Linked DNA regions of Homo sapiens: region 2 is linked to region 1. The links are chromatin contacts, found by Hi-C or POLR2A ChIA-PET in ENCODE. All regions are on one chromosome and are shown on one strand. Each heading gives the region's core, a stretch centred on a gene start or an enhancer-like site at or near the end of the contact. The rest is flanking DNA. Distances are from core to core; before and after follow the strand shown. Region 1 holds the start of TLNRD1 (talin rod domain containing 1). Region 2 holds the start of MORF4L1 (mortality factor 4 like 1).

Region 1 (4,361 bases), core at 1,234-3,733:
CATTGGTCAGACAGAACCACATGGCCCTGCCTACCTACAAATATTGTATCTGTGAAGCCTGATTATCTCTGCTATAGGTTTTTTACTCTGTGCTCTCACTGTGCCAATAGTGAAATTGTGGCTGTTTCTTGTGAATCTACTCCTATCCCTGGACTCTAAAGAGTGGGGGCCTCATATTACAAATTATGTAACTTTGGTGCCTAGCACAAGACTGGTGCCCAGTGATTGTGGAGTGATTGAACAATCGGACAAAGTAAAGGTGAACCTAAAGAAAGGTGGAGGCAGTGCCTGGGAGGATCAGTTTAGGAGCTTCCCTATCTGAAAAATGAAGCAGGGAAGGCCGAGAAAACAATGCTATCAGTTTTAAAAATGAAACCAAACCTCACTGAATAGAGTGGACAGTCTGTGTGTAACACAACTCATTGTCGGGGTGGGTTTCCATCAACAACAAAACAGACTGCATATGTAGAAGAAAGGGAAAATGGGACCCCCAGGGGCACTACGTGGCTTTGGAAAAAAAATCTGATCTTAGAGCAGCCTCAAGAATAAACTAGGCACAGAACAGTCTGACTTCCCTCTCATAAGTTTTATTTATTTATTTATTTATTTTTTTTTGAGACGGAGTCTCCCTCTGTCGCCCAGGCTGCAGTGCAGTGGCGCGATCTCCGCTCACTGCAAGCTCCGCCTCCCGGGTTCATGCCATTCTCCTGCCTCAGCCTCCCGAGTAGCTGGGACTACAGGCGCCCGCCACCATGCCCGGCTAATTTTTTGCATTTTTAGTAGAGACGGGGTTTCACTGTGTTAGCCAGGATGGTCTTGATCTCCTGACCTCGTGATGCGCCTGCCTTGGCCTCCCAAAGTGCTGGGATTACAGGTGTGAGCCATCGCTTTCGGCCCCCTCTCATAAGTTTTTGGAGCTTAAGAAGGACTAAGGTGCAATCCCTGGGTCACCATGGAAAAACCTTGACTTATCCAGCTGTTTTTTTTTTCTCTTGTAGAAGAAAAAAAGGAATTAACCCTACATAATTACTTCCTATTTCAAGTCAGTTTTATTGACCTCGGTTTGCAAACTAAGTGGGCTCATCCGGATTCTAAAGATATTTAAGGATACTTTCAGTTATAAGTAGGATGACTATCCATCCAGGTTTGAACCTGCTGTTCATGGTTAATTTATTAATAGCATGTCTCACAGTTCATTCTCAGAAATGCTTGGATATGGCCGATAAATTGAAACGTCATCCTAGTTAAAAGTAACGTTTTTAACTGGCTGGAGAAAGGTGACTTGGGGTTCTAGGAAGGGACAGAGGAACAAACATTCTGTTGGCTCAGCACGCCCAGCCTGTGTTGGGCTGGGCACCTTAGAGGACCTGTTTCAGGACTGCGTGACTGGCGTTTTGCTGGGAGTAGCCCAGGTGTTTTAACCACTTCCTGAAGAACAAGGTTCGGTAAAAAGAGGCTGGGGCGTAGGCGTGGGTTCCTGTCCCTGCCATATGCTGTCTTCCTGATCTTCGGAAGTCACTTCAAGCACCTGATCATCAGTTTCCTTATCTGTAAAACTGGAGTAGTAATGTTTCCCTCCAAACGCCGTCGTATTTAATTCATTTAACAGCAGCCACTATTATTCCATTATACAGACGAATAAATAGACGTTATGAGAGGGCAAAGTGCGCTGATCAGGGCTCATAATAATTCTAACAGCTACTGTTTAGGAACCAAGTACTCAAGCAGCCTGTGCACAATCTCTAATTTCTAGAAGAGAAGACGGATACTTGGAAAGAGAACTTGAACAATGTCATGGAACTCATAAATGGCTTGAGAAAGGCTGATCCTAGGAAATCTGCTTCAGAACCCGCGCTCTCACTGCATAAGGCGTATTTCAAGGGAGGAACGGGCAGGCATCTAGCACCACTCTTCGGACTCCCCATCCAGTGCTCTTTTCCTCTTTTCGTTACACTGCACTGCTGGTCGGAAACCCATCGTGGAAGTGGATCAAACACAACAAAGGGCAGGGGGCGTTGGAAAACCGGGCGAAGTCGCGCAGACCGAGACGACCCACCGGCCCCAGCAAATCACCAGGGGCCGAAATCCAGTGTCCTCCTCCCTTCAGCCCAGAAGCCAGGTCACCTTTTAGACTTGCTCTCTTGGCGGGGAGGAAGCGTGGAGCCCCCTGGTCCGGCTAAGAGCTTACGTAAGGCCCGCGGGCGGCTGCGCCCCGGTCTCCCATGGGTGTGCGCAGAGCCCCCGGGCCGGAGCAGGCCTTCCCCTGTCCGCTCCCCCAGTCTCTCGGCCCAGGACCACGGGGGAGTTCAGGACCACCGGCCCCACGCCGGCAGCGTCCGCGTTGGGCGGCGGCGTCCCCCGCAGCCACCCAGCTTCCCGGGGGAGGAGCAGCGCATCGCGCAAGCATCCGGGAGCGGCGGAGGGGGCGGGAGGAAGGGCGAGAGGAGGAAGCGGGATTTAAACGAAAGGCGGTGACGCCACACAAAAGATTTCTATAGGCTCCAGGGAGGTTACGGCCGAGGCGGCGGCGGCGGCGAGCCCGGGGGCGAGGCGCGGACGGGAACAGGAAAAGCCTCCGGCAGCCCCTGCGGGCGGCGGCGCAGCCACGGCCGCGCTCCGAGGTGAAGCCGCGCGCGGAGAGGAAGCGGGTGTTTTCCCCTCTGCCTTTCGGCCCCCGCCCTTCCTTTCAGTTTCTGCCCGCTCGCTCGGAAGTTGGCGGTTGACAAAAATGGCAGGAGCCGGGGCCCGGGCCGGTTGCCGCAGCGCCGCGGGGACCTTCTGAGTTGGCCCGGTGGCAGGGAGACTCGTGCAGGGGCGTCCGATGCGCGGGGCCCGGGGCCTCGGGAGAGCTCAGCTGCTGCGGGCCCCAGACGAGGCGACAGGGATGGACTTGCGTAGACAGCCAGCGCCGGGCCGCCGGGCGCGCGGTCTGGGAGGGCGTGCCGCCGCGGCGCCGGGCCGCGCTCTGTGAACCGGCGAGGCGGGAAGGGGCCGCCGTGGTGCTCGGCACGCCCGGGCGTGTGGCGGGCGGGCGAGAGCTTGAGCGCGATCCGGGCGGCCGCTGTGCGCAATCAGTGCAGGCTCCCGCCCGACTCTGACTCGGCGCGGCCGCGACAGTGCCGGCCACACCCTCTGCCCCGCTGCCGCCGGCGCCGCTTCCCAAGAGCTGGAGGCAGGAGATGCGCCCGGGGCGGCCGCGCGTCCCAGAGAGCCAGCCCCGGCCGCCGTCGCGGGGAAGTGCCGCCTGGTGGGGTCACGGCGCCTGAAGCCCACGTGCGCCGCCGAGCCCGAGGTGGCCTCGAGCGCGGCGGCTGACAGCACAGCCCGCCTGAGCTGCCTCCCGCGCTCCTCCCCGAGGAAAGGATTTTGATTTCAAAGAAAGGAAGGAAGGAAGGACAACTCCCAGCTTCCCCGTCCCGCCCTCCCCGCTCCGAGGGCCGCGCCAGGCCATGCCCAAGAAGGCGGCGGCGGCGGCGAACCAGCAGAAGGGACTTTCCTGGCAGCCCGGCGACGAGGAGCGCGGACAGTGAGTTTGCTCTGCCCCGGTTCATGGTTCCTGCAAGCCCTCTAGGAGGCCGAAAGCTGCAGCCCCTCCCCTTGCCCCGAAGAGCCTTCCGCGTTCTCTCGCCCTCGGGCCCACCCCGCGCCGCCCGGGCTCCCGCCGCCGCAGCCCAGTGCCCTCTGCCCGCGGCGGTGGATGGCATGATGGTGCGGGGAAGGCACCGCGGCCTTGGCCAGCTGAGTCGCGACGGCCGCCGGGGCGGCGGCAGTGGCCGCGGCAGCGGCGGTGGTAGCGGGCTCCCCAGCGGCATGCCAGTGCCCCCCGGGCGCGATGGCTAGCGGCAGCGCCGGGAAGCCCACTGGCGAGGCGGCTTCTCCGGCTCCTGCGAGCGCCATCGGCGGGGCCAGCTCGCAGCCGCGGAAGAGGCTGGTATCCGTCTGCGACCACTGCAAGGGCAAGATGCAGCTGGTGGCTGACCTGCTGCTGCTGTCGAGCGAGGCGCGGCCCGTGCTCTTCGAGGGCCCCGCCTCCTCTGGTGCCGGCGCCGAGTCCTTCGAGCAGTGCCGGGACACCATCATCGCGCGCACCAAGGGGCTCTCCATCCTCACCCACGACGTGCAGAGCCAGCTCAACATGGGCCGCTTCGGGGAGGCGGGGGACAGCCTGGTGGAGCTGGGCGACCTGGTGGTGTCGCTGACCGAGTGCTCGGCCCACGCGGCCTATCTGGCCGCTGTGGCCACGCCGGGCGCCCAGCCCGCGCAGCCGGGCCTGGTGGACCGCTACCGCGTGACGCGATGCCGCCACGAGGTGGAGCAGGGTTGCGCCGTGCTGCGCGCCACGCCGCTGGCCGACATGACGC
Region 2 (4,276 bases), core at 471-2,970, 2.1 Mb before region 1:
GAAATGGAAGTCAGATAAATGGAGAGGGGCCCGGAATTGGTGGGGTGTGGAACCCGGGCAGGGGAGGGCTTAGAAAAGCCATGGAGACAGGCTGGGCGCAGTGGCTCACGCCTGTAATCCCAGCACTCTGGGAGGCCGAGGCCAGCGGGTCACCTAAGGTCGGGAGTTCAAGACCAGCCTGACTAACATGAAGAAACCCCATCTCTACAAAAACACAAAAATTAGCCCGGTGTGGTGTCACATGCCTGTAATCCCAGCTACTCGGGAGGCTGAGGCAGGAGAATCGCTTGAACCTGGGAGGCAGAGGTTGCAGTGAGCTGAGATCGCGCCTTTGCACTACAGCCTGGTTAATAAGAGGGAAACTCCGTCTCAGAAAGAAAAAAAAAAAAAAGAAAAGTCATGGAGACAAAGGTTTGCGTAGGAGGATAAAGGTTTACATAGGGGATGCAGGTAGGCTAAGGGCTGTTTGTGGAAGGATTTAAATACCAGGCTAAGGACTTTGAGATTTATCGTCTAAAGTTCATTGAGCACTTATTCATTGTTGGGTACCGCGCTAAGCCCGTATATGTAATTCTCACAATAAACTGACGGAAATGGTGCTATTTTGCAGCTTAGCCAACAAAGTTGTTTTTGAACAGGGAACGACATAAATCCGTTTGTTTAGGCCAGGCACGGTGGCTCACGCCTGTAATCCCAGAACTTTGGAAGGCCAAACCGGGCGGATCACGAGGTCAGGAGTTCCAGACCAGCCTGGCCAACATGGTGAAACCCAGTATCTACTAAAAATACAAAAATTAGCTGGGCGTGGTGGCACATGCCTGTAATCCCAGCTACTCCGGAGGCTGAGGCAGGAGAATCGATTGAACCTGGGAGGCGAAGGCTGCAGTAAGCAGAGATCGCGCCACTGCACTCCAGTCTGGGCAACGGAGCGACACTCCATCTCAGAAAAAAAAAAAAAGGTATAATATTGAAGAAATCCGTTTGTTTAGAGTGACAAGAAGCACAAACAGGGCAGGTACGGAATACAGACGTTGACATATTCACACTAGCCTTTTTCAGAAAGCAGAGCTCCATTATCTCAAAAAGCTAAAGCGTGACTAGTGTTTCCCACGTCATCATCCTCATTTCCGCAAGGCTGGGCTGGAGAAGAGGAGGTAGACCTAGGAGCCAACAAATGGCTATCAATCCCACCAAATAGGCTCCGCAGTGGGGTTGCTAAACAACGAAGCTTCCAGAAGCGGACCCCAGTTCCCACCCTCTTGCTGATCCTAAAGCCTTTCTATGCAAAAACTAGCGGAATGCTATTGAATGTAGGTTTCCGAGCCAGCCCTATTCTCTCCGACTACTTCAACATCAACGGGGGCTTATTTGCCCAAGGGACGTCGCAACTGGGCCTTTCCCATTCTATTATCACTGGTGGCTCACCACCCCCACTCTCCCCCATCGCCAGCTCCGCCTTAACCTCCCACGAAATCAAATCCCCGCTTTACCAACCCGCAGCAGCCGGGGGCATGGAGAGAGAAGCGGGGGTGGGGTGGGGTAGGGTAGCCGGCCCCTCCCCCACCCGGGGGGGGGGGGGGGGCGCCTCCACCGACTCCGAACTACCAGTCCCGGCGTGCCCTGGGGCGGCGCGGGCGCAGGGGCGCGTGCGCGGCGGGCTGTCGTTGGCTGGAGCAGCGGCTGCGCGGGTCGCGGTGCTGTGAGGTCTGCGGGCGCTGGCAAATCCGGCCCAGGATGTAGAGCTGGCAGTGCCTGACGGCGCGTCTGACGCGGAGTTGGGTGGGGTAGAGAGTAGGGGGCGGTAGTCGGGGGTGGTGGGAGAAGGAGGAGGCGGCGAATCACTTATAAATGGCGCCGAAGCAGGACCCGAAGCCTAAATTCCAGGAGGGTGAGTGTGCGCCTTTGGGAAAAAGGCACCTAACGGCGCAGGAGATAGAGGCGGGCTCGAGGTGATTGAGGCTTGAGGGCCGGGGGCGGCGCGGGCTGCGCCCTGAGAAGGCGGCGGTCAGTGCTTTGTGCGGGGAAAGCGCATTGCGGATGGCAATTCCGGTGCGTCATTGTGAGAAAGCGCTTTGTGAAGCGAGAGTGCTGCGCAGGCGTTAGAGTGGGAGAGAGAGCGTTTGGCGCGTGGCACACCCTCGTCAAGTGTTTGTTATTGTTCTGAGGAAGAGGGCGCGGAGAGAGCAGCCTATTGTAGGGAGGCGACGGGAGCGCCATGGCGGCGGTTAGGGGAAGTGATGTGGCGGCGGGGGGGGAGGGGCGGTGGCTGTTTCGGGCGGTCCTGCGGCGCGCCCGGCCGCTTGGGCAGCTACGACGGGTTTTTCGGTGCTTCCTGGAGCCCCGGGGTGGTTGCGTTCGGTGGCAACTCAGCTGCGGATGGGGGTGGGTTTGGCGCCACGGGGCGGGAGAAGTGCGTTGTAAAATGGCCGTTGCAAGATGGCGGCGCCATCATGGCCGCCGGCGTCTCGGTCCCGTATGGAGGCACAGCTTACGGGCAGATGCAGCGCCCCCTTCCACGACGACCAGAAGGTTGCCGGGGCCCTCCGCATACCACAGAGTGGTGGGTGGGGACAGAAAAAAAAAAGTGAGATGAGCGTTTTCCTCCGCTTTGTGTTGCCTGGAGGCATCACTCTGCTATTCTTGGGCGCAGTGCCGAGATCCTATGGTAATGTGAGTGAGCTCTCGCTTTGCAGTTGCTCGTAAAAAGTAAATAAAAATGATCTGAATGCAGTGTTGACGCCGTTTGCATTTGTAAGTCCCATTGCCTCGACGTCATTTTTTAAATGCAGTAATTGTTTGATTAGTTGCAGTGTTTAACAATGACTTGAAAGTTGAATTTCTTTTTATTAATTGGTTTTCGATTGACATGAGTTTTGGGTAAGGTTAGACTGACTCCCAGTGGAAGGCAGCTCTTTAAATTTTCACAACGCTTCAGTTAACGTATAATAAGGTGGAGGTCTAATAGCTAAAAAGGAAGTAAAGTCCTGTTGAGAAAGGAGGAACACTTTAACATTCCTTTTCATTGCTATGGAAATTTATGCTAGTTACCGTAAATACGATGTCTACATGCGTACGATTTTTGTTCTAGGGGTTTTTAGACTTGCATTAGAATTCCTTTTAGAGCCGTAAACCTCAAACCGTAGTACTGCGTATTTTAAGTTTATGGAATATTTAAGGAGGTTTTAGGGGTATTTTGTTAATGAGTGACTTTTTTTGTTTGTATTTTTGAGACGATGTTTGTCACCCAGGCTGTAGTGCAGTGACGCTATCTCGGCTCACCTCTGCCCCCCACCCGGGCTAAAGCGAGCCTCCCAAGTAGCTGGGATCACAGACGCGCGCCATCACGTCCGGCTAAGTTTTGTTTTGTTCTGTTTTGTTTTTTAGGGTTTTTGTTTTTTCTTTTCTTTTTCTTTCTTTTTTTTTTTTTTTTTTTGTATTTTTGGTAGAGACGGGGTTTCATGTTGCCCAGGCTGGTCTCGAACTCCTGGGCTTGAGCGATCCACCCGCCTCGGCCTCCCAAAGTTGTGGGGGGTTAACGGGCGTGAGGCATCGCTCTCGGCCGTGTGACTTTTAATACCCCTCTCTCACCTTGAGAAGCTGTTGACTCTACCTCCTATGGGTTCATTATTTTACTAGACATTTTAGAGCAGATATTCTTAATCTAGAGTCAGTGCATTAATTGAGACGGTGCGTGAAATTGAGGAAGATTTTTTTTTCTATCTCCCAAGTTTAGTATTTCAATTAACAGTGTAATTGCTCCCCCTAAACCCCGAAAAAAACCACCACATTAGCATTTTCAGTATATTTTCATATCTCAACATTACAGTTATGGAAGATGTTTTCAGTTATCGCATTCTTATTTCTTCAAAATTAGGGTAGTTATTGTATTAGCAGCCAAGTCTTGTTTGTCCTGTAATGTCATAGAACGTGACATTTAAAGTGTTTTGTTTCAGTACAGTTGGTTTCCTTTGTACTAGTGTGTGTTTTATGTATTTATGAAACTATTAGGCTCGTAGGGTTTATCAGACTGTCAAGGCACAAAAAGTTAATCGCTGCTGTGGGAACAACCTAAGGATGGCTGTTCTGGAAGAAGCGCTTTAGTTCTAGAGGGTTGCTAGTTAAGAGAGGAGTAGCAGCAGAGATTTCCTTGTGCCGTTTTAAGTGGGGTAATTGGAGAAGAGTAGGAACCAAGGTATCCCCAGGTAAGGGTTTGAAAGCTGTGTAAGAGAGTCTGTATTTAACATTACTTTCCAGGTGTGTTTTGTACTTGTGTTTA

The links. Hi-C counts contacts between places; a loop is a spot of excess contacts on that map. ChIA-PET counts read pairs that join two places held with the same protein, here RNA polymerase II (POLR2A). Pooled maps may share reads with other maps.
Region 2: a loop to region 1 is called in a map of breast epithelium, with 18 times the contacts of the local background. The contact joins the promoter of MORF4L1 here to the promoter of TLNRD1 in region 1. A Hi-C loop is called at or near these places in 2 of 168 maps with a recorded cell type or tissue (breast epithelium and naive thymus-derived CD4-positive, alpha-beta T cell) and 10 of 50 pooled maps. POLR2A ChIA-PET finds 5 or more read pairs at or near these places in 2 of 52 experiments (CD4-positive, alpha-beta T cell and activated T-cell).

Annotation. Positions count from the first base shown.
Region 1 is chr15:80,998,440-81,002,800 of GRCh38, forward strand. It overlaps TLNRD1 (talin rod domain containing 1), which reads left to right and starts at 2,484. Exons shown (of 1, transcript NM_022566.3): 1 at 2,484-4,361. The coding sequence starts at 3,833. It overlaps LOC128071545, which reads left to right and starts at 3,703. Exons shown (of 1, transcript NM_001414893.1): 1 at 3,703-3,840. The coding sequence starts at 3,703. The coding sequence ends at 3,840. RefSeq lists silencers at 2,112-2,801, 2,842-3,301, 3,652-3,781 and an enhancer at 4,275-4,361.
Region 2 is chr15:78,871,170-78,875,445 of GRCh38, forward strand. MORF4L1 (mortality factor 4 like 1) reads left to right here and starts at 1,721. Exons shown (of 12, transcript NM_006791.4): 1 at 1,721-1,888. The coding sequence starts at 1,849. RefSeq lists silencers at 1,493-1,752, 2,163-2,222, 3,224-3,333 and enhancers at 2,308-2,939, 2,333-2,572.